Regions from separate parts of the Mus musculus genome. Here all the other regions are linked to region 1. A link is a loop called in an ENCODE intact Hi-C map of the cell type or tissue named here. Cell type or tissue: heart. All regions are shown on one strand. Each heading gives the region's core, and the rest is flanking DNA. Links, peaks and the distances in the headings are about the cores only.

Region 1 (6,403 bases), core at 802-5,801:
GAACACAGCCACACCCATTCCAAATGGTCCTTTGGGGTTTTCTAGTTTTGTTTTCACCCAGAAGGAGCAAATATTTGTGGGTGTCCTCTTATGTGAACAAAAAGACAGCTAAGTCCTCACACCCCTGACAAGTGGTCATCTCCCAACTGGAGCTCATTACAAGATCTCCTCAGGGAAAAGTCAGTGATGGGCAGGTGCTCTACACAGCACCCAGAAGCCTGTGGTGGGACCAAGGACATTTAAAGATCAGACGATGAAATTAGGTCTAGGCCTCGAATATTGGCAGTCATTAAAAAAAGTTTTTTTGGTTTTCTTTAAAAAGAGAAAGAAAAGAAAAGAAAAGAAAAGAAAAGAAAAGAAAAGAAAAGGAGGGGAGGGGAGGGGAGGGGAGGGGAGGGGAGGGGAGGGGAGGGGAGGGGAGGAGAGGAGAGGAGAGGAGAGGAGAAGAGAAGAGAAGAGAAGAGAAGAGAAGAGAAGAGAAGAGAAGAGAAGAGAAGAGAAGGAAAAAGAGAAAGAAAAGGAAAGGAAAGGAAAGGAAAGGAAAGGAAAGGAAAGGAAAGGAAAGGAAAGAAAAGAAAAGAAAAGAAAAGAAAAGAAAAGAAAAGAAAAGAAAAGAAAAGAAAAAAAACTTTTTGAGACAGTTGCACTATGCAGCTCTGGCTTTCCCAGATCTCACTATGTAGACCAGGTTGTCTCAAACTCACAGAGATGGACCTCCCTCTGCCTCCCGAGTGCTAGTGCTGGATTAAACATGTACAGCCACTCCCAGCTTTCTCTGAAATGTATGTGCAAGCATGTGAGTGTGCGTGTGTAATCAGTGCCTATGAGGCCACAAGTGGGTGGCACATCGTCTTGAGAGGGAGTGACAGGGGGTTCTGAGCCACCTGATATGCTGGGCATTGAACTGAGGACCTCTGGAAGAGCAGTAAGTGCTCTTAATCACAGAGCCATCTCTCCAGCTTATTTTTGGTTTTTGCCTGTAGGAGTTGAGTACTTTAAAATATTGAGGCTTTGATGCTTAGTTTTGTAGAGTGGGTTGATCTGTGAGTTCACTCACAAAATTATCTTGGGAAGGCCAAGAAGAGTGGACCTTGCATTGGACCTTGCATTGGCTCTGCGTAAGAGCTATAAGATCAGCCGGGCATGGTGGCGCACGCCTTTAATCCCAGCACTCGGGAGGCAGAGGCAGGCAGATTTCTGAGTTCGAGGCCAGCCTGGTCTACAAAGTGAGTTCCAGGACAACCAGGGCTACACAGAGAAACCCTGTCTCGAAAAACCAAAAAAAAAAAAAAAAAAAAAAAGAGCTGTAAGACCTGCTCTTGATAGTGAGATCTCTTGGTGAGTGTCCATGATGTCCAGTGACACAGAGCTGAGACCCAGAGCTACTCAGCAAGTTACCACACACAGGACACATTCCTTACGGTTCAGTGAGAACGGCTGAATAACCTTTGTCTTTCTTCACTTTCCCCGCCTCTAACAAGCTAGTGTGGTTATTACACACTGTACTGAGGAGCCAGAAACAGCCCTGTTGGTTTTCTTTTGTGTTATAATAGGATTTGGGACACTGCGTTCTAATTATGATCTTGATACTACTATATGTTTCTCACCCTGAGAGAGCCAGGCAGGAGGTGGGAAAGAGTTCCTCCCCTGAACGGGAAGTAGAACAAAGAGCAGAACACGCTCTCCCCATCCTACACAAGGCAGCAGACGGCAGCAGCAGGCAGCAGCAGGCCACGCTACTGTTGAGAGCTGTCGCCAGACTGTAACCTTTACATACTGTTTTGGATGCCTTCTTGAATCCGATGTTTTTAACCCAAACACTGCGGTTCTCCTCACCTTCCATCCACATTTGATAAAGTTTGATATTTCTCTCACTTTTTTTCTTCTAGTTTTTGAAAGTAGAACATTTGTTTTGCAACAGATCAATGAAGTCCTCAGAACGAGCCTGGGCTACACAGCTGCTGTGGGAGCTGTTCCTTCTAGGAATCCACATCTGGATCTATAACAGTTTCCTTTTTGTTGTTGTTATTTTGTTTTGTTTTGTTTTTTCGAGACAGGGTTTCTCTGTATAGCCCTGGCTGTCCTGGAACTCACTCTGTAGACCAGGCTGGCCTCGAACTCAGAAATCCGCCTGCCTCTGCCTCACAAGTGCTGGGATTAAAGGCGTGCGCCACCACTGCCCGGCCTATAACAGTTTCTAAGTGCCTCTTTAGCCCAGCCCTGACAGCGCATCCTAGTTCTGCTTCCTCTGGTGCTCGTGCACACGGTCGCCATGCTTCCCACAAGTCCACTCCTGAAGATAGTAAGCCTTAAAACCACAAGATGTATCAACAGGCTGATCAGCTGGGTGGTAGAAATAAGGACATCTGTGCTTGACCCAAGTTCAGAAAACAGCCATTAAAACCTGGAGCGGCTGAGTATCTGCCATCTCATTTCTGCAAGCTTACAAGAGGGTGAGGAGCCAGGACATCTGTGCTTGGCCCGAGGCACAGGAGCAAGACTGGAGGTGCTTGCCACTGCTGCTGTCATGTTGTGGCTATTGCTGGGCGCTCCCTGTAGCTGTAGGCCTCAAGTCTCAATTTATAGATCTGTTTATTCTAAAGGAAAGAAGCAGGAAGTTCATTTTTATCAGTGACCTTGACTGGATGTCTTTGATGATGTTTAATAGGCTAAAGGTTCCGCAGTTTATTTATATCATTAAAAAATGATGCCATCTTTCTTGTATTTTTCACATCTCTTTAATGAGTGTGTTTCCTGAAGTCAGTCACACACACAGTTTAAAGCAAGTATTCTTCAGTACGACTTACTAATTCTTATTGTGGCTTCATCCTGACCGATGATATAAAGTGAGCGATATTATTTCCAAATATTTACCTGAACTTGTAATCTATTGTTTCTGGGCTTTTGTTTGTTTTGTGTTGTTTGTTTTAATTTTTTTTTTATTTTAATGGTGATATTTTAAAACCTTTTTCTCCATAATATTGTATAGAGCAGAATTTACATATTATATGTCACATTTTTAATCTTCTAATCTCCTTCTTTAAAAAGCAAAATGATTTGTCAATTTAAGAAGGTTATTTACAAAAAAAAAAAAAAATTACAGGCTGGGTGTGGTAGTATGCAACTTTGATCCCAGCAGTTAGGAGGCAGAGGCAGGCAGATTCCTGAGTTCAAGGCCAGCGTGGTCAACAGAGTGAGTTCCAAGACAGTCCTGTTACAATAAGAAATCTTGTCTCAAAAAACAAAAACAAAAACAAAAATTACAGCAGTGGAAACAGCCTAAGAAATTTTAGGAAACAGTGTCACCTAGTGGTCACACACGGCACTGCAGAAATGTTAACTTGATTTCGTGTCCCATTTCACTTACAAAGACCACGCTGACCCTGAAATTAGAGAACCAGTTGCCTGTGCTTCCCAAATGTTGTGATTAAAGGAGAGAGACACCATGCCAAGATTCCTGCCCTACTTTTGAAACAGCCTCTCAGGGCTGTTTTTACTCTCAGGTAAAATTTCTGAATTCTATTTTGCCTCTTAGTGGCTGGCATAAATCAAATTATAAAGACTCTTTTGGTCTGGAGAGTTCACTGAACTATCCAGAAATGAAAACAGCCAAGTGGGTGCTGCAGCTCACCTCCAGCTCTATTAGTTCCCAGGGAGACTCCAGTAGCCAGAGCATTATCTCCGCTGCAATTCGGCTACCTAAAGGAGGAAGGCTTTCTTCCCAGAATATCTCCCTTTAACTCTTTTTTAATGTGTTATTATGTGTGGCCATGATGTTGGAGAATTGCCTTGGTACACACGTGGAGGCCATGTGGAGTTGGCCTCTGCTTCCACCTTCGCCATGGGTTCCAGGAAGTGAACTCAGATCAATAGGCTTGCCTGGAAAAGAGCTTTAGGCACTGAGCCATGCCATCGACCCTGTATAGTTCAAGGATGAATGTCAACCAGGCTTAGTGACGCATGTTTGCAATCCTAGCCCTCTAGAAACAGAATCAAGTTCAAGTCTAACTTAGAGTATGTAGTATTTTTCTAAAAAAAAAAAAAAAAAATCCTGTGCTTAATGGCGATCCCTTTCACTAGCACATCGGTCCATATATCCCTTCTTCCGTGCTGGCCATCAACCATAAGAAGTACTGTTATCCACACAATTTTGCTGGCAAGATAACTGAAGCTCACAAGAATTCCTGGCTAACTTGGTTTATGCACCAAGGACCAAGCCCTTCAAAACTCCTTCCTTAATCCACTTTGCTCCCATGTTCAACACTGGCTTGTGACTGTACACTCTCAGCAACTTCACTCTGTGTATAATATACCAAAAAGTAAGAGCTTGTCAGCTGTGTATCCTTAACACAGTTAGGATACCATAATATCCCCCTAGGAAACTTGAGATCAACATCTGAAACAAAGTTTTGGGGGGATTGAAGAAATTCGGTGTGAAAGCAGCTGCTACAACTTGAGATTTGGCTGTCTTTCCTTCGGTTTTTTTTTGTTTTTTTGTTTTTTTGTTTTTTGTTTTTTTTGTTTGTTTGTTTGTTTTTTTTGTTTTTGTGGTCACCATCTATTACAGAACTTGGGTTTGTTCCACCAGACCTAGGTTCTAATCAATCCCTTTGAAACTTACTTCAGATTCTGTCCATTGTATTTCAGTGGTTTGGTTATCCTAGTGTCTGAACCTCTGAGGCAACTGCCTTTCTAATTTCAATGTGTCTAGCATTGTGCCTGTGTGTGTGCCCTTGAGAACTGTCGATTGTAGAAACTCATGAATACTTAATATTATTAATCAAACCTGGAATTTCCCAATGCTTGCATTTGGCCACCAGGGGGCAGTCTTGCCAATTTGAAATGCCGATTTCGTTTTTGGGAGACTCCAATTCTTCACCTTTGAGCATCTCAAACGTTACTTCTTTTAGAACTTTTCACTTGAAAGTATTTCAAAGGTAACTCCTGCTGGCCGCTTGCCAGAGTTTGTCTAAGCAGAAGGCAACGTTTCATTCTCAGTAGCTACTCCATGCAGGTAGCCACAAGCCCACCAACAAACGAGAGGAAAAGGAGACAGCCCACTCAAGAGCCCAGAAATTTGTGACAGTCAAGTTCTACAAAACTAGCACAGTGAGATTCCGACCCTGCCCAGAAAGGCTCAGAGTGTAACAGCTTGTCTCAGCAGTTGGCTCACAGGCCATGGCAAGGGAGGTTGGGGGCGAGGACAATGACACAAATGTACAAATGACAAGCAGTGAGGAACCGCCATTAGAATCACTTATGTCCTTGAACATTCTAACCAGTGTGACACTAGAACTAAGGTCTCCACCACTGCCATGGGTCATAGCTCACTGGACAGGCTGGGCTGGCTGGGCTGGCTGGGTTGAAGCTTCAATCTGCATTCTGAATGGGGGCTTGGAAGATGCAGAAAACCCTATAAACAGATGCAAAGAGCTGACTGGGCCAACTCGCCAACACCAGTCCTGCCTGGGTTCCTCTCCTCAGCAAACCAGCCACATTCTACATTGGACTTTTGGATTCAGGGTGGATTTTCCTTCCGAGAAGAACACATGCATAGCTCCCTGGCTTTCTCATTCTAATCTTGAAGTATAATCACTTCTGAATCCAGTCTGTACTTTAACTTTGCCAGGATGTGGAAGCAAGAGCATCAAGCCAACAGGATGACTACACAGTCCTGTTACGTATCCTTCAGCAGCCCTAACCCTGGCCTTAAACAAAATCCCTTGACAACCCTTTTAAGTTCCTCTGTGTGTCTGTCTGTGTGTGTGTGTGTGTGTGTGTGTGTGTGTGTGTGTGTGTGTGTGTATGTATAGTTGCCAGCTTAGAAATATAAAATCCATTATTTAAAATTAGTTTTCGGGCAGCTAGTAGAGGACACGGGCAAGATGGCGGTGGTGGCTGGTCTGGTGCGGGGACCCTTGCGGCAGGTTTCCAGGCGTTTTCACCGCTCGGCGCCCGCAGCGGTGCAGTTGACAGTTCGTGAAGCTAATAATCAAGGTACGGATGAAGAACTAGAAAGAGATGAAAAAGTTTTTCTGCTTGGGGAAGAAGTTGCCCAGTATGACGGTGCATACAAGGTTAGCAGAGGCCTGTGGAAGAAATACGGTGACAAGAGGATCATCGACACCCCCATCTCAGAGATGGGCTTTGCTGGAATTGCTGTTGGTGCAGCCTGTGGCTGGGTTGCGGCCCATCTGTGAATTTATGACCTTCAATTTCTCTATGCAAGCTATTGACCAGGTTATAAACTCAGCTGCCAAGACTTACTATATGTCCGCTGGCCTTCACCCTGTGCCCATAGTATTCAGGGGGCCCAATGGCGCCTCAGCAGGTGTAGCTGCTCAGCACTCGCAATGCTTTGCTGCATGGTATGGGCACTGCCCAGGTTTAAAAGTGGTCAGCC
Region 2 (6,403 bases), core at 836-5,835, 63 kb before region 1:
ACAGGTTAATTTGAGGCAGTACATTAGAACAAGTCATCATTTAACTAGCTGTGGTTTTTGTCATTAGTATATGAAATAATAGTACATCCTACAAGCAAGCCTGGTTGATTAAAGAGTAGTATTTAAGCCATGGTCTTCTCTTTCTAGAAATCTGAATCAGTACAAATACTGTGTTCAATGTGTGACAGCACTTATAGATTCCACCTGTCTACACATCAGTCTTTTACATTTCTACTGACATCCCTTCATCCAACAGAGAGAGGGGGAGGGGGAGAGAGAGAGGGAGGGAGGGAGAAAGGGAGGGAGAGAGAAAGAGAGAGAGAGAGAGAGAGAGAGAGAGAGAGAGAGAGAGAGAGAGAATCTTTCTAGAGACTTATTCTGTTTCCCAGGGTCTAAAGATTGTTCTTTCCCACCCATTCTCACTTTTAAATAGGCAAATGGCATCTCTTACCAGTAACCAAATTTGCTTATGTTCAGCTTCTGCAAGACAAAGTCAAAACTAGGTAGAATTAACATGCAAGGCCTCATAAGACAGACTACTCCAAGCTGTTCCAGCATTTCCCGCCATCCCCTGTTCTTTCACTTGGCTGATGCTCATCTACTCTGTGGAGGCTAAGATGTCTTTAATAGTGGGCCATACTTTCATTTGGTGGTGCACTAAGAAAGAAAAACAACTCCCAGTCAAATAGGGACATGCTGACTTAGACCAGTTCCTCGGAGAAGACGATCTCTGAGCAGGCACTGACTGGGGAGGTCTTTCCTGGATGATGTATGTAAGGAACCAGGATAGCAGGGCAGGCAGAAAAAGAAGTGAGCTGCAGTGGAACAGAAATAGAAACCTTGGCAGGACCACATGAGTCTCTGAAGCTGGAGAGCATCCTCTGCTGTCTCCCACAAAGGCGAGGCAGCTGTACCTTTGTACCCTACATAGTCTCAGTCTGTGTATAGTGAAACCTTAACTGAAGTACCTCCCCCAAGCAGAAAGTAATTTCTAAGAATAGTTGGCCATCTGAGAGCTGACCTCAGATGTGTATACAGCTCAAAAAAAGGAAGCAGCATTCACTCCATCCACTGGAATGTTCTTATGGAGAGCCAGTCTGACATAACTCATCTACTGCGTGTCTATGACTGCGTTCTTCCTGCTCACATCTTTAAAGATAGGTGTTTTTTGTTACAGTGCAGGAGAGGAAGGACCACAGATACAAATGATGCTTTTGGGTTGTTTTGGACCATCTCCATAATGTTTAAATGTGAAGCTCAGAAGCAAGAAGTGTGTCCAGATTATCCCACAAGTAACTGCACTATTTACCTCTAAACATCATCTTGCAAAACTGAAACGCTGCACTCGCTCCATGTTTCCTCCCATTCCTGGTCCCCAGGATCACACCAGATCCTGGTGTCCACCATCCTGTGTTCTGTCTTTATGAATTTAACAAGTGTGTGTGTGTGTGTGTGTGTGTGTGTGTGTGTGTGTGTGTGTGTGTGATCATGTACTGTTTATCTTCTTGTGCATACTTGTTCCACTTAGGTTCTGTCCTCATACCTCATCCAAATGTCTTTCCTTCTTGGAACTAAATATCCATTCTACATGTGCATTACATTTTTGCTTTCATTCATCTACTGTAAACATTTGAGTTTCTACCACCCACTTATTGAATATCCCAAGTAGTTTGCTACAAAAATGGGTGTAAAATACCTCCCCAGATGCAGAGTTCAATTGAGTTATAGTTGGTCAGTAAACAAGATTTTTCCATTTTTAGCATGTTGACCACCACATTTGCATCATTGGGATTCCATAGGCAAGACTTCTTTCCCATTTTCAGATATGGTTGGTTAGTTGGTTGGTTGGTTGGTTGGTTGGTTGGTTGGTTTTAGGTACTGGCCACTCAAATTGTTTGGAGGTGATGGTTCACTACGGCTTTTTACTCTCATTAATAAAATTGAATGTTTTCTCACTTGCTTTTTGACTTTTTTGTATTCTTAGAGAAGTTTCTATATAAATCCCACTCCTCCACCACCCTTCCCTCGATAGAGTCTCACCATGTAGCCTTGTATGGCCCTGAATTGGATATGTAGGTCAGGATGGCCTTAAACTCTTCTTGTCTCTGACTCGTGAGAGCTAGGACTAAAGATGTATGCCACCACATTCAGCCTCATTTTGCTCTTTCTTTCTTTTTCAGACAAAAGTCTCATGGAGCAAGTATGGCCTTGAATTTGTGATTTTTTTGTTTTTTGTTTTTTGTTTTTCAGAAATACAATCTTCGAACTGGACTTGCTGATATATGTCTATCATCTCAGCACTCAGGAGACAGAGACAAGAGAAACACAAGTTCAATGTCAACCTGGTTTTACATAGCAAATTCTAAGCCAGCAAGAGAGGGGAACACGATAGTGTATTGAGTGGGGGTAAAGGACTGAAATCCCTGAGGACCAGAAGAAAGAATGGAAATATGCAACCTTGGGAGGAAGGAGGTTGAGGAGACCCTCCAGAATGTACCAGAGTCCTGAAAGGTGAGACTCTTAGGACTCAAAGGGAGGGACCTTGGATGAAGTGTCCTACATTGGGGAGAGGGAACTTGTAGAGCCCACCTCCAGCAGAAAGACAGGGTATCAAGTGAGGGATGGGGTTGCCACCCCACAGTCAAAACTCTGACCCATAGTTGTTCCTGTCTGAAAGAACTTCAGGAATGAAAATGGAGAGGAGCCTGAGGAAAAGAAGGTCCAATGACAGGCCTGAAGTGGGATCCATCTCAAGGGGAAGCCCCAAGACCTGACACTATTACGGAGCCTATGAAGCGCTCATCAAAAGGGGCCTATTGTGACTGCCCTCCGAAAGACCCAACAAGCAGCTGAAAGAATCAGATGCAGGTATTTGTACTCAACCAATGGACAGAAGTTGCTGACCCCTCTGGTTGAATTAGGGAAAAGCTGGAAGAAGCTGAGATGGAGGGTGACACTGTGGGAGGACCTGCAGTCTCAATTAATCTGGACCCCAGAGATTTCCATACTGGAACACCAACCAGGCAGCATACACCAGCTGATATGAGGCCTCCAAAACATATAGGGTAGAGGACTGCCAGGTCTAGGTTTAGTCAGAGAAGATGCACCTAGCCCTCAAGAGACTGGAGGCCCCAGGTCTGGTGGGGTGTGAGTAGGGGGTGGGACATCTGCGTGGAGATGGGGGCAGGGGGGGGATTTGGGATGTGGAACAGTCGGAGGGTGAACCAGGAGGGGAATAAAATCTGGAGTTTAAAATAAGTAAATTTTTTAAAAAAAAGTTAAAAGAAAGAGTTGGAACTATACATAGCAAGGCTTTGTCAAAAGGAAGGAAAGAAAGAAGGAAAGAAGGAAGGAAAATACAATCCTAAGATTTGTTTTCAGCTGTACTAATTTCTCTTTAAGATAAAACAAAATTTTCAGCTCTATTTTGTAGTATGATCCCCATACTCGAGAAATCCTTTACACTTACTGCTAAAATCATTAAGCCAATGTCCTCGATTTAATCTTTAAGGTTGACTAGCCAGCACTGAGTCACTGTAATCTTAGGGGTCAGACAGGAAAAGAATTGACGTCATTACCAAATACCACTGCATAAAAGTCTGAGAAAATGGCAGCTGAATGACACAGTTGTGTAATCAGGTGTGATGAGCAACAGTCCTGGCCAAGCAAGTTAGAAGGCCTTGGCTCCTCCCTTACCCCTAAGGATGCCGTGAGGTCCGAGAACCTGTGACTCTCTCTGACATAAACCGTCTCAGTGAGTTATCAAGATGTTTCCTCTGTCACACAAGCCAACTAGCCGGGGACAAGTGATGACTTGGCACATGGTATGCTCCAGGGACAAATGAAGCAGGGGATGTGTCACACAAAGGGGCTTCCACCACAAGCCTCAGCACTGGTAAGCAGCTAAAAACAGAGCCACATAAAAATAAACCTTCAACTTCTCACCCCAAACAATAAAGATGGGTTCCAGAAAATGATACAATCTGAACAGCCTTGAACTTAGCTGGCTCCTTTCTCTGGCTTTTACTTAAAAATAAATAAATAAATAAATAAATAGACCTACTGGCCAAGTTGGTTTGTATCACTAAACTATCATAGCTTAAAACAGACTCCAAGGCAGGCACTGCCTTGGCGGTGCATTTGAAACAGTTGCTAATATCCATTAGCTTGCTATCCTAAATGAATGTAAGTGTTTCCATGGCAGAGAGTAATGACAACATCTAGCTCAACTTTTTTTCTCCAGACAGGTCTTAAGTAGCCCAACCTGACCTGGAACTCACAATCTGGCCTCCTGAAAGAAGGCTTACAGTATTATAGGCATGCAATATCATGCCTAGTTTACAAGCCAGGGTTTCCCCCGCCCCCCTTTTTTTATTAAGTGATCTTTTTATTTTAGAGATTATAGTATAGTTGCATCGTTTGTCCTTCTACATAACCCTATGTGTGGAAAATGTTAAAACTATCACATTCCTGAAAAATCTGCAAAAGTTTTAAATCTGCATAGAGTTGATGGGCAGGACTGTTTTAGGAATGGATTCTCTGCAGGTGTGATCAGGTTGAGATGAGATCATGTGGGATTAAACCCAACATGACTGATACCTTGAAAAGAAGAGAGGTTGAGACATGGGCACACACACATATGTACTTAAATGTAACAACAACAAAAAAAAAAAAATTTTTTTCTCTCAGACTTGCCGTGATTAAATGGGCATATGTGAAACATGCACTGTTGATTTACAATTTTGTTTGTTTTCAAGACACGGTTTCTCTGTGTAGCTCTGGCTGTCATGGAACTTACTCTGGCTGGCCTCAAATTCACAGATCTATCTGCCTTTTCCTCCTGAGTACAAGCTTGAAAGACATATGCCACCATGCCTGTCTCCATTTACTGTTTGTAAATCAGACTTTAAAATTTTTAACCTTAGCCAGTAAATAATTCAGGAATGTTTCAAATTTCATTGCCTGGGCTTTCCCCTCTTCCCCTTACTTTATTTTTATTGTACATTTTAACTTAATTGCACTGATTGTTGCTTATGACTTCTGCTCTTAGAGAAAATAGAAAATCTACATACACACTCACCCCTCATCCCCAACGTGGACTGTGGGTTACTCTGAGAGCTGCAACCTTTCATCATTATCTAAGCTTACTAGGAGATAGGCTGGTCTCTTGAAATAACTGGAGTTTTATTCATTTCTTCTTATTCCTACTCAAATTTGCTTTCCAATTTCCCAAAAGCACATGGTCCTGTCATTTGTGCCTTTGGCTTGTATCAGAGGAGGCCATCAGCCATTGGGTGATACATAGCCTGATAGGAGGTGCCTGGGTCAATACAGCTCCTCCAATAGAATGGAGCCTTATACTGCTGAACATCAGAAACCTCATTTCCAACACTCCAACACTGAGAACATCCACACTATCACTAATAAGAGGCTCATAGAGAAGATAATAGAACACTGAGAGTAAGTCCTCAAAAATAGGATTATCTAGGGCAGTGGCTCTCAACCTTCCTAACTATGTGACCCCTTAGTACAGTTTCTCATGTTGTGGCAACCCCCAAGAATAAAAAAATTTATGTTGTTACTTCCTAACTGTAATTTTGCTACCATTATGAATTGTAATATGAATATTTTTTGGAGAGAGAAGTTTGCAAAGAACTTGTGACACACAGATTGGGAACCACTGATCTGGGGTGATATCATCTACAAATCATCTTTGATATGTTTCATACTTTTGGCTACAGAATCTAGTATCTAACATCACATTTTTAAATATCTATTTGTTATTAGGTATTTTCTTCATTTACATTTCAAATGCTATCCCAAAAGTCCCCCATACCCTCCCCTTCCAATCCCCTACACACCCACACCCACTTGTTGGCCCTGGCTTTCCCCTGTACTGAGGTATATAAAGCTTGCAAGACCAAGGGGCCTCTCTTCCCAATGATGGCCAACTAGGCCATCTTCTGCTACATATGCAGCTAGAGACATAAGCTCTGGAGGGTCTGGTTATTTCATACTGTTGTTCCGATTATGGGGTTGCAGACCCCTTCAGCTCCTTGGGTACTTTCTCTAGCTCCTCCATTGGGGGCCCTCTGTTCCATCCAAATAGCTGACTGTGAGCATCCACTTCTGTGTTTGCCAGGCACCGGCATAGCCTCAGAAGAGACAGCTATATCAGGGTCCTTTCAGCAAAATCTTGCGGGTGTATGCAATGGTGTCAGCATTTGGAGGCTGATTATGGGATGGATCCCCGGGTGAGGCAGTCTCAAGATGGTCCATCCTTTTGTCTCAGCTCCAAACTTTGTCTCTGTAACTCCTTCCATGGGTGTTTTGTTCCCAATTCTTTTTTTTTTAATTTTTAATATTTTTTATTACGTATTTTCCTCAATTACATTTCCAATGC
Region 3 (6,403 bases), core at 782-5,781, 150 kb before region 1:
CGCTACAGCAAGTCAAGCGCAACTGGCTTTCATTGGCTGTCTCCGGCTGTGTTCCTCCCCTTTCTCTGGGTTCTACCATGTTTCCAACTCTTTCCCAGCCTCTGCTGGTTTTTCTTTTTTCCCACTCTATCTTCCCTTTTCAGCTCCTCTTCGGCTGGTGAAACCATCCTGTACTGCTTCAGGACTCAGTGACATTAGACTTTCACTGCCTCCCAGCCCAGCCTTTGCTGGGCTTTCAAACTTCAGCAGCCTCTTCGCCCAGAAAAGCAGCAGACTGTGTTGATCTTACAAGAGATTTTTGCCTGACTTTTTCCTCTTTTTTTCTTTCTCTCTTTCTTTCCATACTGTCTCACTGTGTATCCCAGACTAGCCTCAATCTCTCATTTCCCTCTGCATTAATCTCCCAAATGCTGTGATTTTTTTAGGTGACTCTCGTAGTTTACATTAAAAATTTGAGTAAATATATTTTTAAATATTTCTCCCCCACCCAATAGAATATTTATGTTTTATTAACATAATGGGTTTCATCTTAGCACCCCTACACATTCATGTAATGAATTTTGGTAATACACACCCACTATTCTTTCTTCTCCTGTCCTGGGTTTGCTACATCCCCAGTATCCCCCACCTATTTTTATTTTGTGTCCTTTATTCACCCCTTAAATTCCACATGAAAGGAAAATAACTGGGATACTTTCTTCGTGAGACTGAGTTATTTCTCTAAGCTTGGTCATCTCCAGCCCCATTTTTTTTTTTCTTTGTCTGAACAGGAATCTACTGAACATTTTCTTGATGTGTTGATGACCAATGGGCTAATGTCATAGCATAGCATAACGTAGCTCTCCTGAGCAGTGCGACAGGAAGCAGCGGCATACAGGTACGCCTATGCCGAAGGTGAGTTTCCTTCTTTGTGACTGCTGAGTCTTGGGAAGTCTAGTGTTGCTTTTTGGAAGCTGTTCCACGCTGTGGCCCTATCAGTTTGCTGACTTTCCTCATAAAATTATTGTAAGACTAAAGAAAATGCTTGAGAGACAAATATTATATACAATTATATTTATCACCAGAAGTCCACTTTCCTCTACCTCTCCATTCATTACCTTAGTTGCTCAGTGCTCTCACACCCTCATACAAGTAGTGACACAAGTCTGAGAATGCAGAGTGAACTTTGCTAAGTGCAGATTGTGTGGCACCCTATTGTGAGTGCTTTACAGATAGTATCTTGGGTTCAATGAGGTGTGAGCAGCCTGGAGTGTGAGCAGCCTGGAGCAGCAAGGTTAATAGGAACCTACCACTTCTAATCCAGCAGGCTCCTTCTTGGCCCATTTGTCCCTGTAGGAGTGGTAAGGAGAAAGGATTAACTCCGTCAGTGCCAATCTCCACTTCTATGGAGAGCTGGCATTTGGCCTGCCTAATGCCACACTCTTCCCTGGGTGAATGTGGATATATCATTTGGTGCTGTCTCTCTTTATCCCTAAGAGCTTAGATCATAACCCACGACCGTATTTCTACTCAGTGCACATGAGCCCATTTCCCAAAAATTGAGCCCAATGTCCCAAAGGGCAGCAACTCATGCCTAGCAAGGTGATCTGTAAGCCAAATACCCAACCATCAGACAGAAATGCCCAGAACTGTCCTAGAAATAGTGCATGTGCAAAGAATACATGGGTGTGGGCTGCCGTTCTATTTCCCATTTATGAGCTGGGATGCTTTTGTGCCCCTGCTCCTGTCAGAACACAGTGAGAAGGAAAGCTATTTGGAGAAAAGAATGTGTTGTGGAATTATGACACCCCAGCCAGAGAATATTTTTCCTTCCTATCCCATGTCTTGTCCATGCCAAACCCCAGCCCCACAAGAAGAGGCCTCCGCTTTACACAGAACCATTTTGAATGAGGACAGACATAGACCCTGTAGTTAGGTTTTCACCCACAGAACTACAGCCCCTCGTTGGCGTGAGACTCTACGATGTCTCAATCAGAGCACAGACTAAGAGACCCTCTTTCTCTTTCCCTCCCTTTCTGTCCTTCTCCCCCGCCCCCTCTTCTGCCTCTACCCTCTTCTATAGGTCCCAGTAAACTCTCCTTTATACTAAGCGTGTTCTGCAGCTGGTTCCTCAGAGGGAATGCCTTGGCCTGGGCCCACCCACGTGCTCCCTTCCTCCACACCACCTTCAGCAGTTTATAAAACACAACACTGACATTCAAGAGGATTAAAAATCTGTAAAATCATTTTCATGAAGTTTATTCAAAACTATGACTTTAGAAATCTAAGATTATTTTTACATTCTAACATATACTTTGATTTCAGGCAACTTTTCAATGAGTGACATTTGGTTTTTGGAATTCTATAAAGAGGAGTCCGGAATAATAAGAAGTCCTATAAAGCCAAAACACAGTCCTCATGAGTACTTGATTTCTGCTACCTTCTAGAGGCATGCTGCTCCAAATGGCTGGGTGATTACATACCCACTCATGTATTTCCCCTCAATGTTTATCTTGGAAAGATGGCAAGTTATTTTGAAAGAAAGGAAGAAAAAACAGACTGCAGAGGAAACAGAATGGCCCTGCATCTCATAGGGCAATGGATTACTAAAATTACCCCAACTTCACGGAAGAGAACTGAATTCATTTGCACATTTTCTTAAGATTCATGTGAGTTACAGTAAGACCACACACTATAATATTGAGGAAAAATGAAGACCAGACATCAATAATCATCATCTTAAAATTGAGATATTTTCCCTAGAGCACAAAACTGGTCATGGTAAGAGTTACATTTTCCCTGAGCTTTAGCATCAAACAGTGTTGCTTTTACACTTTCCAGACAAATTCAGGGATAGATCTGATTATAGTGTGATAAATCATTGATTACAAAGATACAAAGATATAGAATAATTCTAAGTCAATTTTTAGGTTTTAGCTAATGTTCATGACTGGTGTTTATTTGCAACATTCAATTACTCAGTAAAAATTTACAAAATACTTCCTGTGCACTCCTAATGCAGAAGTGAGTGGCAGAGAAGCCAGGATGCTCTCAGTCCACCCATGAGGCTTCAGATGAGCCAGTGGATAAGTAGTGGCCTGGCAAGGATGAATGTGCTAAACTATCAACTCTCATACTATTCGTTGAGTGTATACTATTTCTGAAAATAATAGGTTTTTTTTCTTTCCCAAAATCAGAGAACTTTTAAACTGACTTACCTCTAGAGGAAAACCATGTCCTTCCTCAATAATGAAAATTTTCTACTGTACGACATCATTTTAATTGTGTCTTTGCAGGAAGGAACAAGCCCAGAGTGATGGGAGACTGTTGTAATCCGTGACCTCTTCTAAGATACCCGGAACTTTCCTTTGTTGTCCAGACCTTGTACGAACACTCTGCAAGTCAGGCACTTCTGGCTTACACCCAATTTAAACATGGCTCAATCTCATGATACGCCAAATCGTTATCAGACGACCCGTGCTCACACACAAACACAGCCACTATCAGCCATAGACAGGCCATAATCTGGCAAAATCTGTACAGAACAGAAATAAACACAATGCGTGGTGTGTATTAATAAACTCGGCTTCTGGCACATACTATCATCACAAAGCCCCTGGGAGGGAAAGTGTGGTGAGGCTCACTTTCCTTCTATGAGCCTTTTCTTGTATATAAACAAGGACAAAGATCAAGGAAAGAGGTGAATCCCTGGGAAAGCATATCTCATCAGTCTTAAAAATAGCTACTCACTCTTAAAAGGGGATAGTTTCCATAGTGTCATCTTCTTAGGAGTGACTGAAATATCCCTCTCTCTCTCTCCTGCCAACCAGCCTATTGACTGCACTGTGCTTGGGAGATAGGTGAATATAAGGTTTCTCAAGACCCAATTTGCAGCCTTGTTGCAGCCCCAAGACAAAATTTTTATTGATTCAAGACAATTTTTTAAAAAGCCATGAGAACAATTTTTCCATAATGCTAATTTTTAAGTATATATATTTAAGTATATATTTAAGCATATATATGATACAAACTGCAAAATACATGAAAGAATGCCGAGTCAAGAGCTAGTCTTTTCCCCACCCAGTTGGCAAGCATCCATTATTATTTTCTTAACATGCCCAGGAACAGCATCCTTTGAACATATATTCTACATAATTTTCTTCATTTTACCATTTTGTTTTTGTTTGGTTTTGCAGTGCTGAAACCCAGGACCACATTCTTATTAGATTAATGCTCTACCACATCTAAGAGCAAAATTCTTTTTGTCTTTTACAATTTTTAAACTATTATTGTCATGAGGATCTTTATCAATTGATGGAGATGTCTCCCTGCATTAGACTAAATATAGTCACACTGTCTTCATTGATCCATGTTTTTTTGATCCAGTGTTACTGTTAGTAAGTGGACTTTGGTCTAAAAATATCTTACTTAGCTAAATTAGGAATTGGTTGCCCTGTTTCTGTGAGTTGACAATAGATTCTATCCCCTCAATCCTTTCAACTCTCAGACATAGTTTGTTTGTTTGTTTTGAATTTTTCTAAAAATCTAAGAACTGATAGGTTAGAATAGTTGATTGTTCAGTAATCAAAACAGGACTTGTGAGCCATGGATTATATTAATTGAACCTCAACTGCCATTAATCTTCCCTTTAAAAAAAGTATCCTAACTTTACATCTAAAGAGGAACATACTCTCTCCTAGAAGTTGTTATTTCTATGCAAGAATAGATAGAACCTGCTATGTGTAGTCCATGTTATTTAAAGCAGGCCCATTAGACATCATCACAAACTCTGAATGAGCAATGAGAAAGGTTAGTAATTAGCTAGGCTTGGGAAGGGTTGTTTGTGTGTCTGTTTGAGACAAATTCTCAGTGTGTAGCCATGTAGGCCTGGAGACACCTTGACTATGGCAACTTTTATACAAGAAAACATTTAGTTGGGTTCTGCTTACAGTTTCAGAGGTTTAGACCCATTGTCGTCATGGTGGGGAGAATGCTGACACACAGGCAGACATGGTACTGGAGAAGTAGATGAGTATTCTACTTCTATATTCATTGGCAGCAGGAAGAGAGAGGGGTGGGTGGTCTGGCTTGGGATTTTGAAATCTCAAAGCCTATTCCCAGTGGCACACTTCCTCAAACAAGGCCATGGCTACTAGTTCCTGTCAAGTAGCACTATTTCCTGGTGACCAATCCATCATACAGATAAATCTATTGGGTTCATTCTTATTCAGATCACCACAACTCACTCCCTAGCTCCATAGCCTTGTAGCTATAGAATAAAGCAAAAATACATTCAGTCCAACTTCAAAAGTTACCATAGTCTATCATAGTCTCAACAGTGTTTAAAAGTCCAAAATTCAAAGTCTTGTCTGAGATTCAAGGCAATTTCTTAACTGTAACCCCCTGGAAAATCAAAATGAAAAAGCATATCAGATACTTCCAATATGTGATGGCACAGGATATACTTTACCATTCCAGAAGCAAGGAACGGGAGCATAGTAAGGAAATCCTGGACCAAAGCAAGACCGAAACCCAGCTGGGCAAACTCCAAATTCTGTATCTTCATGTCTGATATCAACGAGCTCTTCAGATCTCCACCTTCTTCCAGCTTTGCTGACTGTACCACCACCACCATCTCCATCCATCCATCCATCCATCCATCCATCCATCCATCCATCCATCTATCTATCTATCTATCTATCTATCTACCTATCTATCTATCTAATAATCTCTCTCTTTCTTGGGCTGTTTCTACTTCCTGTTAACAGCTCTCCTTGGCAGGTATCCCATGACTCTGGCATCTTCAACATCTTGGGGTCTCTAAGACAATCTAGGCTTCACCTTTACAACTTCACCAAAAGGCCATTCTAGGCCTCCATTTAGGGACACCCATGACACATGCCTGGTCTCAGCATCTTTTCTTAGCCATGGAAGGAGATTCCAACACCCTTTCTTTTATCCTTGACGCTAAAGTCAAAATCATGGGGCTGGTGTTATCAAGTTCTGTTGTTTTCTGGGGCTGGAAATTGGCCCATCTCATTTAAGTTATGTTGTCACCAGCTTCCTATTTTCTATGGAATCCTCTACTGTTTAAGCTTTTCTGTAATTCCCTTTTACAAGTTGGAAGCTTAGCTGGGTGGGTCTTGCCCAGAGGTCGCCACTCCCTTTATTCCATAAAGCATCAAGCCTTTCTTTAAACTTTTTGTCTCCTTGAGCACTGGAGATACATTCACTTCAGCTCTTCGTTTCATTTCCTGATGCATCTTTCTTCCTCAAACTGTACATTTTGTATTTTTCCTTGATCAGCTTCCTCCTTTTCATTATAGGTCTGTGTACGAGTGGCAACAAACACACACACACACACACACACACACACACACACACACACCACAGTCAATACTAGGCTGTCCAGAAATCTCCTCTG
Region 4 (6,403 bases), core at 704-5,703, 280 kb before region 1:
TTGTTCAGTGATCAAGTTTGCTGCAGATCAAGTCTATCTTCGTACTTGGAAAGCACTCTAACACTGAACTACAGTCATAACTTCCTTGTGTTGGATATTCTGTATTCAGTCCTTCAGTTCCAATAGGGCAGGTGTGAGCTGGAAAAGCTCGCCCTCTTCCTGTTCAGGAAATTCCCGGCCTCTCTTCTCCATCTCTGTGGGGTTCCTAAGTGCAGTTCCTCCGTGGGGTTGGTTAAATGGTAAGATTGGGCTTTTTACACAATTGTCCACAATACAAGAAAGCCCAGGGATGCCATGTTTCCCTTCCTATCACCTTTGAATGAGTTAGAGCAGCAAATCGCGCTCAGATTAAAACATGGAAAGGAACGATCCACTGCCTTCTCTAGGATCAGTCTTGAAATCTAGCAATCATTATCACAGTGGCACCAAGAAAATTTTACATCTTCATCTCACCATACATTATAGGCTCCCTTTAAATTCAAGAGAATAGTATCTGTTAGTTAAATCATGTGAATCATGTGACTCATAACAAAGAATTCCTCGAAGAAATAGTTCTTTGATTTCAAATATCTGATGCCTGTCATGTTTTGGATGCTTGAACTGTCTGTGTTATTTGCTGACCAACACCGAGGCTTCTGTAACCCGAGGATAGCTGGAAAGAGTCACATAATGCCAGAATTAAAGAGTGTGTGCTTTGTATGTGTGTTACTAGGATTCCTGTAGAAGAATTCCTGTTTTTCTCAGCCAATCATAAGGAGAAGGCAAATATGCAAACATACAAAGCTGCTTAGAACCCAACAGAAACCTGCCCTAGATGCTCATATCTATTTCTAAAGGATCTCAGAAAGACGCAGTAGGGAGCATGGTGTCCTTTATTGGCTGTTTTTTCTCCATACAAGGGTGAAAGAAAAATGAGATGATATCAAAGGACAAAACAACCATTAGCAGATTCTTTGATCACTTTACCTGAGTGCTTGAGGAAAGGAACTAGCCCAAAGTCTCTACCTACAAGAGTTGTCTGTGAGGATGAAGAGACCTCCATCTGTATAGTAACATTGCCTCAATAATTTTAGCTGTCTTGTCTTCCTATTCACACCTTAGGAGTGGTTAAAAATGTAATGTAGGTGAGATTTTTTTTGTTATGGTACCGAACTCATCTTTTGGTCCTCTTTAATCTTTGAGGGTTTCAATAAAAATTGCTCACTCTAAAAAAAAAAAAATGTAATGTAATCTGATTTTGGACTTTGCCATAAGTATTAGAGATTCTTTCTCTCTTTCCCCTTTCCCTACTTACCTTCTTTATTTTAAGAGTTAAATTTCCAGCAGTTGTTTCTTTGGATTCACACAATAAAATGTCTAGAGAAATTTCAACTAGCCATGTGGCCTTGAAGGTGAGCCTGGACAAATCCTCTGCTCATTACATAGTCTACTGAGAACGTCTTGGAAATCCCTGTAAATGAACTTATGCTCAAGCAGAACAACCTCTCTGGGATGAAAGAAACAGTGTAGAGCAGGGAAGAGCACTAAATAAACATCAGCCTGGAAGCCTGATGTCTTGGTACATGCCTTTAGTCACAGTACTTAGGAGGCAGAGGTATGCAGATCTCTGTGGGTTTGAAGCCAGCCTGGTCTACAAAGTGAGTTCCAGGACAGCTAGAAAACAACAACAACAACAACAACAAAAAGTAATAATAAAATGAGACAGGTTGTAGAGACTCTGGTTTTCCTGCCTAGTGTCAGGGACTAGGAGGGAGAAAGGAAAAGGAAATAGGTTAGATAAACTCCCTGGGATGAACTTTAAATTTTTAAATAGAAATTTTAAAATGATTATAGTCACTAGAAATTTCCAACAAAGTAGGCTCAACCTTTTGTCACTGAAAATGTCTACCCTTCTGTGCCTAGTAATCAGGAATCCCCCCTTTAAAATGTTACACTGACATTTCCATGGAACCCTTCAAATCCATCGCCTTCAAGTTTTCCATCATCTAAATACCTTACATGTTGACCAGAATGTGAATTCTAGTGCCCACCTATGCCCCCTACACAAAGAGACTCTGTAAATACATTAGGAGTTAGCATCTGGACTGGGTTTGCAGCTCAAAGGTGGTTCTCTTGTCTCCCTTGATGAAGCTGTGGCTTCAGTCCCCAGCCTGTATGGGGACTGGAAAATGAGAGAATAGCGCTCAACTGGGAGGCAGGCTTGCTCAGACCGAAGCTGTGCAGAATGACACTAAGGAAACACCTGGCACAGGAAAAGCCCACAAACCAGCAGTTCCTATGATGGCCATGTGGACCGCAGCACTCAGCACAGCATTTGCAGGGGCTAGTCTTGTACCTGTTTCTTCACAATAGGACGGATGCTGGTTTGTGTCTTCACCTGCGTAAAGCACACCACACACAAATCACTCTAGGAGAATCTTGAGCCTGAAAACTGTAAAATGAAGGGACACAATCTAGCTATAGCAAGATGCACGGTTGAAATTACATACTAAAGTTCACTAACAGTCACAACACAAACTTTATTTTGATTAGTTTCTCTGACTCTAAAATTGTAGGAATTAAAGGCAAATTTTGTGGGAAGTGGGATCAAGACTTTTGGAAGAAAAGACAAACAGGAAAGAGTTATATCTGAAAAGCTCTTTTGGCAGGTGTCGAGATGACTGAAAATCCGAAATTTTTGAACAGCCTCATTAAAGTGTACAGAATTAAAAACATTTACAGTATCATTTTTAGAAACCAATATTTGGAATGTACATAACAAGTTCATCTTTTGAGAATTTTTCTCAGAACAATTATATCACATTTGAACACCCCGCTGTTTGTGTTTAGGGTTTCTTAGATGCATTTTCTTACCATTGTAAGAAAAATGAAAATTTTACAATTAAGTATACACTTCTAATTGTATAATACTTACTGTTGATCTTTAATTTGATAAAAATCGATGCGAGAGATTTTAAAAAGATTCCAGGATTTATTTAAGATTGAGAAAACACGCATGACAAAATTTCTCTAGATCAATACACTTTCAAGAAATGGAATAAGTCAGTGAGATATTTTAAAACTGGCTAAAACTGGACAGTGATTGTGGGGAGCAAGTCCCTCAAGGCATTTAAAACAAAAATCTCGTGTAGCCCCTCAACTGTTCAAGTGGCAGACAAAATAAATTACCATAAATTATATGCCAAGGCAACTTAAAAACAAAACAGCTTGACGCTAAGGATTTCCTTAGCGCTTCCAGGAAGTGTGTAACACTGCTTCTGGCCCTCAGGTCGGGTCGGCAACCGTCAAATGTCGGGGTAGTTGCAATAGTAGACCGCTGAGCTAGCGTCGGACACCACGGAGGAAATGGCTCCGTGGCTGTCTGAGAGGTTCACTCCGCAGTCGTGTCCCTGGTAGGGAAGACCCATCTCGGGCTTATACACAAAGGGCAGATACTGTTCGAATTCCGTGCGGTCCACCTCCCCTAGGAGCTCAGTGGGCTGGTTGGATTCCGTGCCATCCCGGCAGGGCAGAGCCTCGGGAGGGGGCGAAGGTTGCCCGGGGCCGTGCGCTGGGTGCTGCTGCTGCGGTGGCGGCGGCGGTGCCTGCGGTTGCAGCGGCTGCTGGGGTTGCGCGTGGAAACCGCGCCCCGCACTTGCGGCGGGCGAGCCCATCGCGCCGTAGTACAGGTGCAGAGCGCTGGGGGGCGCCAGGATCCCCGGCATCGCAGGGCCCGAGGGGTCCGGCCCCACTCGCATGGGGCCAGCGGGCGGCTCTACGGACACTGCATAGTCCGAGACTGGAGCGTAAGTGTAGGTGCCGGCCGCCGGGCAGTCCCCTGGCAGCGGGGCTGCAAAGAAAGCCGGGTCCTGCTCCACGCCATCCAGCGGGGATGTGTCCGGAGTGGGCAGAGGGTAGCCGTCGAGCGCGGGAGCGCCCAGTCCCTGGCAGTCCCGATAGTGGGGGCCCATGTGCGGAGACATCAGCGGAGGACCGGCCGGATAGCCCGGCTCCGGGAAAGGCAGACCCAGGCCATCCATGGCCACGCGGCCGCCCTCGGGACCAAGCGCGCCGGCCTGGGGCTCGACGAGAGCGTGCAGGAAGCCTCCCTCCACCCGCTTCATGCGCTTCACCTGCTTGCGCCGCCGCGGCCGGTACTTGTAGTTGGGGTGGTCCTGCATATGCTGCACGCGCAGCCGCTCGGCCTCTTCCACGAAGGGCCGCTTCTCTGCCAAGGTCAACGCCTTCCAAGACTTGCCTGCAGGGAAAGGTGGAGAGGCGCGCAGGGTTACCCGAGTGAGCTCCGGCACCCTGACCCCTCTCTGGTGCAACCTCTCACTGAGCGAGCAGGTGAGAAGCCCGGTCCTATTCGGATGAAAGTGTTAGATCGCGTCCTTACAGGACGCCTAGAAGGGGCTTCCTCCCTTACCTTTCTCCCCTTAACTCGAAAAACTGCCAAAGTCCCCTGATCTGGGAAGGGGTCGAGCCAGGGCTGTGCGGGTTACCTCTCTGAAATACTGAGAAACCCTTACATTCGCTCCTATGGCCCAAAGACCAAAGTGTTACTTTGGCGAGAGAGGGAGCTGGAAGAAGGGATTGAGTCTACAGCACACCTCTTGGCTCAAGGAAGTGGCTCAAGGAGATTCTCTGGAGTGCGCCGGTGCCCTGTATCCCCCTGGTCCGACTCACCTAGCATCTTGCTTAGCTCTGCGTTGTGCAGATCTGGGTTCTGCTGTGCCAACCGCTTGCGTTCGTCTTTGGCCCACACCATAAAGGCGTTCATCGGCCGCCGGATGCGAGACTCCGCTTTGGCTCGGCCCGACGTCCCGGCTGGCGCCCCGCTACTCGCCACCACCTCGCCTTTCACCTTTACATCCCCGAGGGGGCTCAGGGACTCGGCCCAGGGACAGGGGCCCAACCCTGCCATCACCGCGGGCTGCGCGCTCCGGGGCTGGCTCTGGTCGTCACTGGCGTATCCCGCATCCGGGCTGCTCATGGCTCTCCAGACCGACCCCGAGCTCTGCTATGGCCACGGGACACGCCGCTTCCCCCGACCCTGAGGCAGGGATCGGAAGCTAGCCTGGAGATGCCCAGAGGAACTCGTAAAGCTGAGCGGGTGCTACCCTCCCGCTGCTCTCCTGGTAGACCTAACCCTTCGCCTAATCCGCGCTGGAGATCTACCCAGTGACACTGCGGGTGTCCCCCCGGGCCGCGGGGCCCTTTTCTTTATGGACGCGGCCAATGGCGAGGCGGGGGCGGACCGGACCCTAGTCCTTAGGCCCCCGCCCAGCCAGTGGTCCGAGTCCCAAGTCCCACACCCGCCCCTTTCCCCTCCCCCGGCAGTGTTCTGGCTACACCTGCCTTGGGGAAAACTGGCTGGAGCCGGGCGCTGGCGCCAAGACCTCTTGGGGAAATAGGAAGGCTGAAATTCAGATGTCTGGAGGTGCTGCTCACTGTAACGGAAGATTGAAGAACAAGTCCAAGGTTGTTCACATCAACATACTAGGTATAGGTATTTATTCCATTCTTTTAAAAAAATATTACCGAAGGTAATTAACTTAGCATGATTTTTCAGAGAAAAAAAATCCTGTTCTTCTCCCAAGAACTCATCCATCATGCTTATATTATAATAAAAATATCCAAGGTAAATAGCAAGTTGTAATAAAACAAAGTTTAACATAAAATGCTATATCACTAATATATCACTGCTCAATAAGAGCTCAAGTCAACCCTGAGGAATTTCAGTGTGAAACATAAAAATATAAAACAAAAGCTCCTTTTGTGTGTTCGGCAAAAGAGGCAAGATCTGGTTTTATTTCTAAAGACTTGCAAGGCCATGATTCCATCGCAAACACCACGAGATTAAAATGTAAAATAAAGTGCAAAGACAGCAGCACTGTGCTGTTCCTCGGAGGAAAAGGATCAGTCCATTTAAGCAGCAAATCCGTAGCGTGTAAGACTGTTAGCCTGACAGACGGTTACAACGTTTTCTTAAGACTGGAATGAAAAGCTGACCACCCTTAAATTTATTTTAAACCTGAAAGTACTTTCCCACGGGCTTCAAAACATGCCTTCCTACAATGCTTATCCCAGCAACCACTCAGCACCCTCCAAATATTAGCAAACTCATTTAGTTCTAGACGTAGTCTTTTTCAAGGGCAGCATTATAGATTCTAGGAGAGGAAAGGGAGACTCATCACCTGTTAAGGCAGACACTGGGAGAGTGTTACACACACTTAGCAGCCCTCCTTCAGACAAGGAGCTCCAAAAGCTCTGTGTTACATTTGAGTTTGTTTGCATGTTTGTGTTGTTCTCTACCAGATCCAACGGTCATCCTTGCGTAGTTTTAAGGTAGGAAAACTCAAAGGAATGGTGATCGAGCTCAGTTTGAATGTTCATCTAGTACAATTCCGAAAGACAGTCT
Region 5 (6,403 bases), core at 831-5,830, 200 kb before region 1:
AAGGTTTTATTTTAGCTAATGATTTGAGGGTATATAGTCCACTATGGAAGCCATGGAGTTAAGTGGCTTCATGGTGGCTGAGCCTAGGAAAGCATTATCCCTAGGTGGTGCTTCTAAAGCAAGATGCCCTAGCGAATCGCTTTACTTAGCCTCTCAGTTTTTATTGCCTGATGTTTATTCCCAAATTCTTTATAACAACCTTTTAATGCATTGTTCTTAAACTATACATACTAAAGCTCATATTAAGTCCCACCCCAATATCATTTCAAATTTCCAAGACTTCGTAATTCAAGTTTAAACCTTGTAGTTTTCTAATGAATTAAATTCTACTCAGAGAAACAAAAACCTCTTTATTCACTGAAAGTTCTTTCTTACACACCAGAAAATATTAGGTTAAGTGTAATCTTGTTTTCTTTTGTGTTTTGAGACAGAGTCTGTCTACATAGTTCTAACTGTCCTGAAACTCGGGCTGGTTTTTAATTTACACCAGTGTGCCTTCCTCTGTCCCCTTAGTGCTGGAATTAAAGTGTGCACCTCCACACCTAGCTAGGTTCATTTTATAGTTCTAATGAGATTCTAAAGAGCAGGCAATTTGATAATTCAATTCTGCTAAAAATGTCAGGCAAAAACATTTCAGTGGTCTTAATTTCTATTTGTCATAAAAGAGAAATTCTGTAAGCTTTATATCACTATATATCCATTATCATATAGTACAGAAAGCATTACTTTTTCAAAAATAATTTTATTAAGTAGATAATAGAGCATTTTATAGGCAATGTTTTAGTGCACTAACACATTACATTATAATCACCTCTTTAGTTACTTACATGTCTCTCAAACATTTAGCATGTTTTTTGTGATAAGAACATTTGGAATCTTTCCTGCAGGCTTTGTGGACATAAAGTGACACCATGTTCCCAACGGTGATAAGTCCCGCGTAAAATAGCATGAGCATTGCCTCCTCTTGGGCTGTGGCTGACATTGTACCCATTAAGCACCTTCTCCCTCATTCCCTCACTGGCCCCTGGTAACTAATATTCTGCTCACTTGTTCTATGAGTTCAATGTTTTTATATTTCCCAGATAAGTAAAACGTAGCGGGCCAGAGCGAGTGGGGCCAGAGCAAAAGGGAAGAGGGGAAAGGGGGAGAAAACAAATTAAATGTAGCATCTATGTCTGGCTTGTTTTGCTTAACATTATCACTCTTATCCATGTTAGCGACAAATGACATAGTAACTCTTTGTGGGCTGAAATTATTCCACTCTGCAATACTACATTTTAAAAATCCATCTACAGATCAAAAGATGGCCTAGTTGGCCATCACTGAAAAGAGAGGCCCATTGGACATGCAAACTTTACATGCCCCAGTACAGGGGAACGCCAGGGCCAAAAAGTGGGAGTGGGTGGGTAGGGGAGTGTGTGGGGGGTATGGGGGACTTTTGGGATAGCATTGGAAATGTAAATGAGGAAAATACCTAATAAAAATATATTAAAAAATCCATCTACAGACAATTCAATGGGTTCTGTATCTTGGCCATACACCTAGTATGTGCTTAGCAAGCACAGGGCCCTTGGTTCGGTACCAAGTACTACATAAAAAGTAAGTGGCACATCTTTCTATTATAAATAGTATTTCATATAGCATATCAAACAAACTTCTGCTCTAGCCCATGTATATTGCAAGCTAGATCTTTGATATGTTGATTTCATATCTTTAAGGATTTCACAATGGTGTGGCATTGGTGGATCATATAGTGCGTCAATTTTAGTTTGGGGTGTTTGTGTTGTTGTTTGTTTTCTGGTATTGTTTGTTTGTTTTTGAATACTTTCTGTACTATTTTCCTTAGTGACTACAGTAACTTACACCAGGAAAGTAGGAGTTCTTCATCCTCACCAGCAAACATTTCTTTTTGGCTTTTTAGTTTAGTTCTAATACAGATCTAGTAGAGATGGTCTCTATTGTGAGTTTGGATATGCATCCCCTTGATTAGTGAATTGGGCATTTCTCATATATTTCTTCATCATTTGTTGCCCACTTTAATCCTTAATTTTCTTATTATTAGTTCTCTTCGCTGTTGCTTTCTTCAGTTCTTTTGTGTTCTGGATATCACCTCCTGTTTGAATGAATTTGTTTTCAAATGCTTTTTCCCATTCTGCAAGTGTGATCTTCAAGGAATTGTGTGGGATGTAAGAGAATGTGTTGGAGGAATTGGGTTATTAGTACCTTGTGAACGCCAGGGACAGAGACTAGAAACAGGAACTTCAGAAGCTAAATATTCTGCAAACAGGTTATAGAAACAAATCAAGAGCCTAATGTAATAAAAATGACTGGCAAAAAAAAAAAATTCTAGTGAGGGTGTTGATAAATCCAAATGAGACTTGAAAATGAGGTTGTTTGTTTGGAAAACAGTTCTCAAAAATTAAATACCATGTAACCCATAAGTCAACCCTCTGTATGTGTGTGAATGTGTGTGTATGTGTCCAAAACTTAAAATGTGTTCACATGAGGATTTAGACAAATAATACCCAGGTGGTGGCGGCACGTATCTTTCATTCCAGCACTTGGGTAGAGGCAGGTGGATCTCTGAGTTTGTTTTTTAGCTGAGGTCTGCCATTTGCCCAGGAAGGCCTCATAGTCATCTATGCATCCATCAGCTAGTGTCACCACTGTCAAGGCCATGTATTGGGAGAAGTTGTTATCCTCAGTTCTATCTAAAATCAGGTTTGCACTGCACCGAGAGGAATCCCAAGAAGCACAAAGCAAATATCTCAGCCTACAGGGTTCCGTTTCATCCTCCAGCCAAGGGTCCCAAACTTCTTTCAGTGAACATCATCTTCTTCCAAGTTCTGGTTCCGGTCAACATCAGCCTGCCAATAACTTGCAGATCCAGAAGCAGAAGTTTGAGAGCTTTTCTGGTAACAGTTGGATTAAACTGTTGACTTCTGAGAACAGGCAGCTCAAAGTTCAAAACTTTCTAGCAAAGGTTACTGCTAAATGCTCATAACCTAATTAAAATATGCCAAGCCCGAGAACATCAAATAATTTTTAATATTAAGAAAAAATCCACCTTAGTCTCTTGGGTTTTTTTTTTTTTTCCCTTGACACAATGCTACTAAGAGGACTTAATGGCTTTTTAAAAGTTTATAGTTTAATCCATACCTTTGCTTTACAGTTCCATAAATTTGAAAATAACTCAAATATACTAAAGGTCAGTGGCCAGGAGTGATGGAGAGCTAGAAGGCGCAAGGCCCTGGGATCCACCTCAAGCACTGTAAATTAAATACCCTAAAAGCTGACCACTAGGCACCAACAGTAAGTGTTGTGAGTCACATTGCCCACTTTTCCTGCAGAAGCAAGGCCCAGGCTAGATGATCACAAGTGCCAGACCAGTTTGAGCAACACAGAAAGACCTTGCCCGAAACAAACAAACCCTTATGAGTGGGAAAAAGAACGCAAGATGCTTAGGCTGAGGAAGGTATCTAAGTATTTAAAACCCCTTGAGTCAGCTCTCCATAGGAAGCTTCGCCAGCTGCTCTGGGAGCGAGGGAGCTCTACAAGCGAGTGGGACTGTGCTCCTTCCCGGGGTGGGGTGAGCACAATGGGCCGCTGCGCTGCAGCGTCTGCAGTTCCCAGGGAAAAGGTGCTACAAGCCGTCTCTGCCCTGCGGGGCGGCGAGCGCCTGGCGGACAGTTTGTGCCGCGGGGCAAGGACAGGAAGCGCGCGTTTCTGCAGCCGCGGCTGGCCCGAGATAATGCCATTGTGTCCCGGCGCGGCGACCGCTCCCACCGCCGGGCCGCGCTGGCGTCGGGCTCCCTGGCTGCGAGCCAGTCAGTAATGCAGCCTGCCGGGAGGCGCGCGTCCCCTCCCGTCCCCTCCCGTCCCCTCCCGTCCTCTCCTGTCCCCTCCCGGAGGCGCGGCCACGCCTAGTCCTCCGCAGGAAACCTGGCCACAGCACCAGACTTCGTGACTTCTCTTTTACGAGCTGCGCCCACCCGGCCTGGCCGGGCTTTTGTTCTCAGCTCACTGAGCGCTGGCGCGGAATTTTAAAGCTGCAGGCCTGCAGGAGCGATGACAGAGTTATTGCAAAGATACAGTATCTTGCTGAGCCCTGCTGCCCGCACTGCAACGCTGGGCTCTCTCATCACCTTTGCCAACACCTGCCTCTTCTGTGCAGCCTTCCATCAAGTATGACGGGAGCCCTCACCAAGGACGATTCTAGACATATTTAGCAGCAATATTGTTTGATTTCAACTAGACATTGTTCTAAACACAAAGGAGTTCAAGGCTGGGGCTTTGATTTTTGTTCTCCCCTCCTCCCGCTTCCCTATTCTTCAGGCTGTCAAGTTTCTCTGGGAAAATGGGATCAAAATGCTTGGTGACATTTCCACAATAAAACACTCACATATATATAAAATAAAACTTAATATATTTATTAAGATTTCCTTTCTAGTCGTGTCCAGATTATAACTCAAATCTACAGAAGTCAGATTTATGTCGACAGTTTCCTCCTAAAACCTTCAACAGATGGACAAGCAATGTAAGAATTCTGCTCCTAGTAGAACATTCCCAATAAGATGGAGTACCAGAAAGTTCCTTCCCTTCAGAAAGTTCCTCAGAGTGAAAAGGAGCAAATGGTTCTTTCAGAAGCCAGTAAATGATTTCATGATATAGGAGGTAAAATAATTACTTTACTGCCTCAGGTTTCTTTCTTTTTAAAATAATTTATTTCTATTTTATATGCATTGGTGTTTTGCCTGCTTTGTCTGTGTGAGGGTGTTGGATCCTCTGGAGCTAGAGTTACAGACAGTTGTGAGTTGCCATGTGGGTTCTGGGAATTGAACCCAGAGTCCTTTGGAAGAGCAGCCAGTTCTTTTAACCTCTGAGCCATCTCTCCAGTACCCTGTTTTAATTTTGTTTGTTATAATTTTACAAATAGAAAAAAAAAGGTATCTAAAAGTCTATTACCTTATATTCAAAATGCTGGAGATTGAACCCAGGGCCTTGGAAACACTAAGCAAACACTGTACCACTAAGCCATTATCCAGTTTTCTCATCTATAAAGGGCAGAGTAGGTACCTTTTGAGTTACTGAGATGTTTCTAAAAGCAGTTCCTCTACAACAGGAAAATATCCATTGGGTAAAGGTACTTATTCAAGGTTTGATGAGGAAAATAAATATAATTAAAATGAACGTCCAAAAAGCAATACCAACATGTTTTAAGTATTAGCAGAAAGGGCCTATGGAAAAAATCCTAGGGAATGAGTCTAACAAGAAAGATGCAAGGAAATCAAAGGTCTCAGAAAGAACACTAACAGAAAGCCATGACAGATACAAAGTATCACCAGGCTGCCCAGGATCAACAAGCCACCATGCTGGTTCTACAGATATAAAGACAACACATGAAATAGCATATGATCTCTATGTAATAATTTTCCTTTTTAAGAAAAGTTGATATATTATTCAGCAGGTGCAGATGGCAACAAGGGGAAAGAACTGGGAATTCTAGAAGCCCAGGAAAACTGCAGCAAAGGAAGGGCAGCCTAAAATAGTCTGCTCTCAGCCAGCTCCCCCAGACCCTACTTCATAGACTGTGAAATATAGGAAGACAGAATTTTGAGTGGTCTCAACACAAAGAAATGGCAAATGTCACAGTAGTGAGTATGCCAGTCACCCTGACTAGATGACTGAAGGTTGTATGCAGCTATTGAAATGTTAATACTGAGAATACTGAGTCCCATAAACACACACAATCGCTGTGTGTGCCAATGAATATATATATATATATATATATATATATATATATATATATACACATATATACATATATACAGTGAGCTGGGATTAGTTAATGAAAAGCTTCTAGCTAGGAAGACAGAAATGCGTTCCTGAAGTACAGAGACTATGATGTCCTCTGCCTACATCATGGCAGAATGACCCAGGGAAATGAATGTATCATTTCTCTGATGATGATGTAGCAAGAAAGTCCTAGTGGTCTACAATGACAAATCTTTTATCTCTCAACTTAGAATAGAAATTTAAAACACCAGTTTTGAACGGTAAGTAGACAGATCAGCTTAATTTTCATATCTGTAAGGATATTGTAGTTAAAAGTCATCCATCAGTCCACAGCCAAGAAGACTGTGGGAAAAGGAAGCCACTCCAGACCAATTTCACTTCCATTTATGATAGACAGTGAGCTGTGTAATAAAGGCAGAACAATGGATGTGGAATGTGCTCCCAGGGCCAGGGAGTAGGAACTTCCTTGTCAACTTTCTCAGGCCGGGCCTTCTCCCTGCCCACCTGCCTGTGGTGGCTTCTAGTTCCCAAGCCTGCATTTACTCCTTGAAGCACACAAGTTGCTTTTTGTGTGGCAAGTGTGAGGAGGAGCAGAGATCAGAGCATT

What was found. Hi-C counts contacts between places; a loop is a spot of excess contacts. Peaks named below come from ENCODE experiments on the same cell type or tissue, not always from the same donor. Only the 100,000 strongest peaks of a DNase experiment are listed, where the experiment ranks them.
Region 2: a loop joins it to region 1, with 5 times the contacts of the local background. A loop is called at or near these places in 5 of 42 quality-filtered maps.
Region 3: a loop joins it to region 1, with 3 times the contacts of the local background. A loop is called at or near these places in 2 of 42 quality-filtered maps.
Region 4: it touches region 1 in a loop (5-fold over the local background); 13 of 42 quality-filtered maps call a loop at or near these places.
Region 5: a loop joins it to region 1, with 2.8 times the contacts of the local background. A loop is called at or near these places in 3 of 42 quality-filtered maps.

The regions. Positions count from the first base shown.
Region 1 is chr1:4,765,246-4,771,648 of GRCm38, forward strand. It overlaps the pseudogene Gm6123. Among named protein-coding and RNA genes, the nearest start is that of Mrpl15, 17 kb to the right of the region's middle. In heart, for the core only: CTCF peaks have their summits at 3,313 (motif pointing left) and 4,817 (motif pointing right); no DNase peak of the experiment used is centred there.
Region 2 is chr1:4,702,679-4,709,081 of GRCm38, forward strand. No RefSeq gene overlaps it. Among named protein-coding and RNA genes, the nearest start is that of Mrpl15, 80 kb to the right of the region's middle. In heart, for the core only: no CTCF peak of the experiment used is centred there; a DNase peak (open chromatin) is centred at 3,773.
Region 3 is chr1:4,614,246-4,620,648 of GRCm38, forward strand. Gm29874 (a long non-coding RNA gene) reads left to right here. Exons shown (of 5, transcript XR_001778816.2): 3 at 771-894; 4 at 2,305-2,760; 5 at 3,276-3,560. Among named protein-coding and RNA genes, the nearest start is that of Gm37323, 8.4 kb to the left of the region's middle. In heart, for the core only: no CTCF peak of the experiment used is centred there; a DNase peak (open chromatin) is centred at 3,456.
Region 4 is chr1:4,488,432-4,494,834 of GRCm38, forward strand. Sox17 (SRY (sex determining region Y)-box 17) reads right to left here. Exons shown (of 5, transcript NM_011441.5): 3 at 5,341-5,432; 4 at 4,669-5,035; 5 at 2,497-4,237. The coding sequence starts at 4,975. The coding sequence ends at 3,285. Among named protein-coding and RNA genes, the nearest start is that of Sox17, 5.7 kb to the right of the region's middle. In heart, for the core only: a CTCF peak has its summit at 3,672; DNase peaks (open chromatin) are centred at 3,750, 3,940 and 5,180; H3K4me3 peaks cover 2,426 bases; H3K27ac peaks cover 1,614 bases; H3K27me3 peaks cover 3,592 bases.
Region 5 is chr1:4,568,038-4,574,440 of GRCm38, forward strand. All of the region lies in intron 2 of Gm37323 (a long non-coding RNA gene), which reads right to left. Among named protein-coding and RNA genes, the nearest start is that of Gm39586, 24 kb to the right of the region's middle. In heart, for the core only: a CTCF peak has its summit at 3,699; a DNase peak (open chromatin) is centred at 3,744; H3K4me3 peaks cover 1,135 bases; H3K27ac peaks cover 1,078 bases.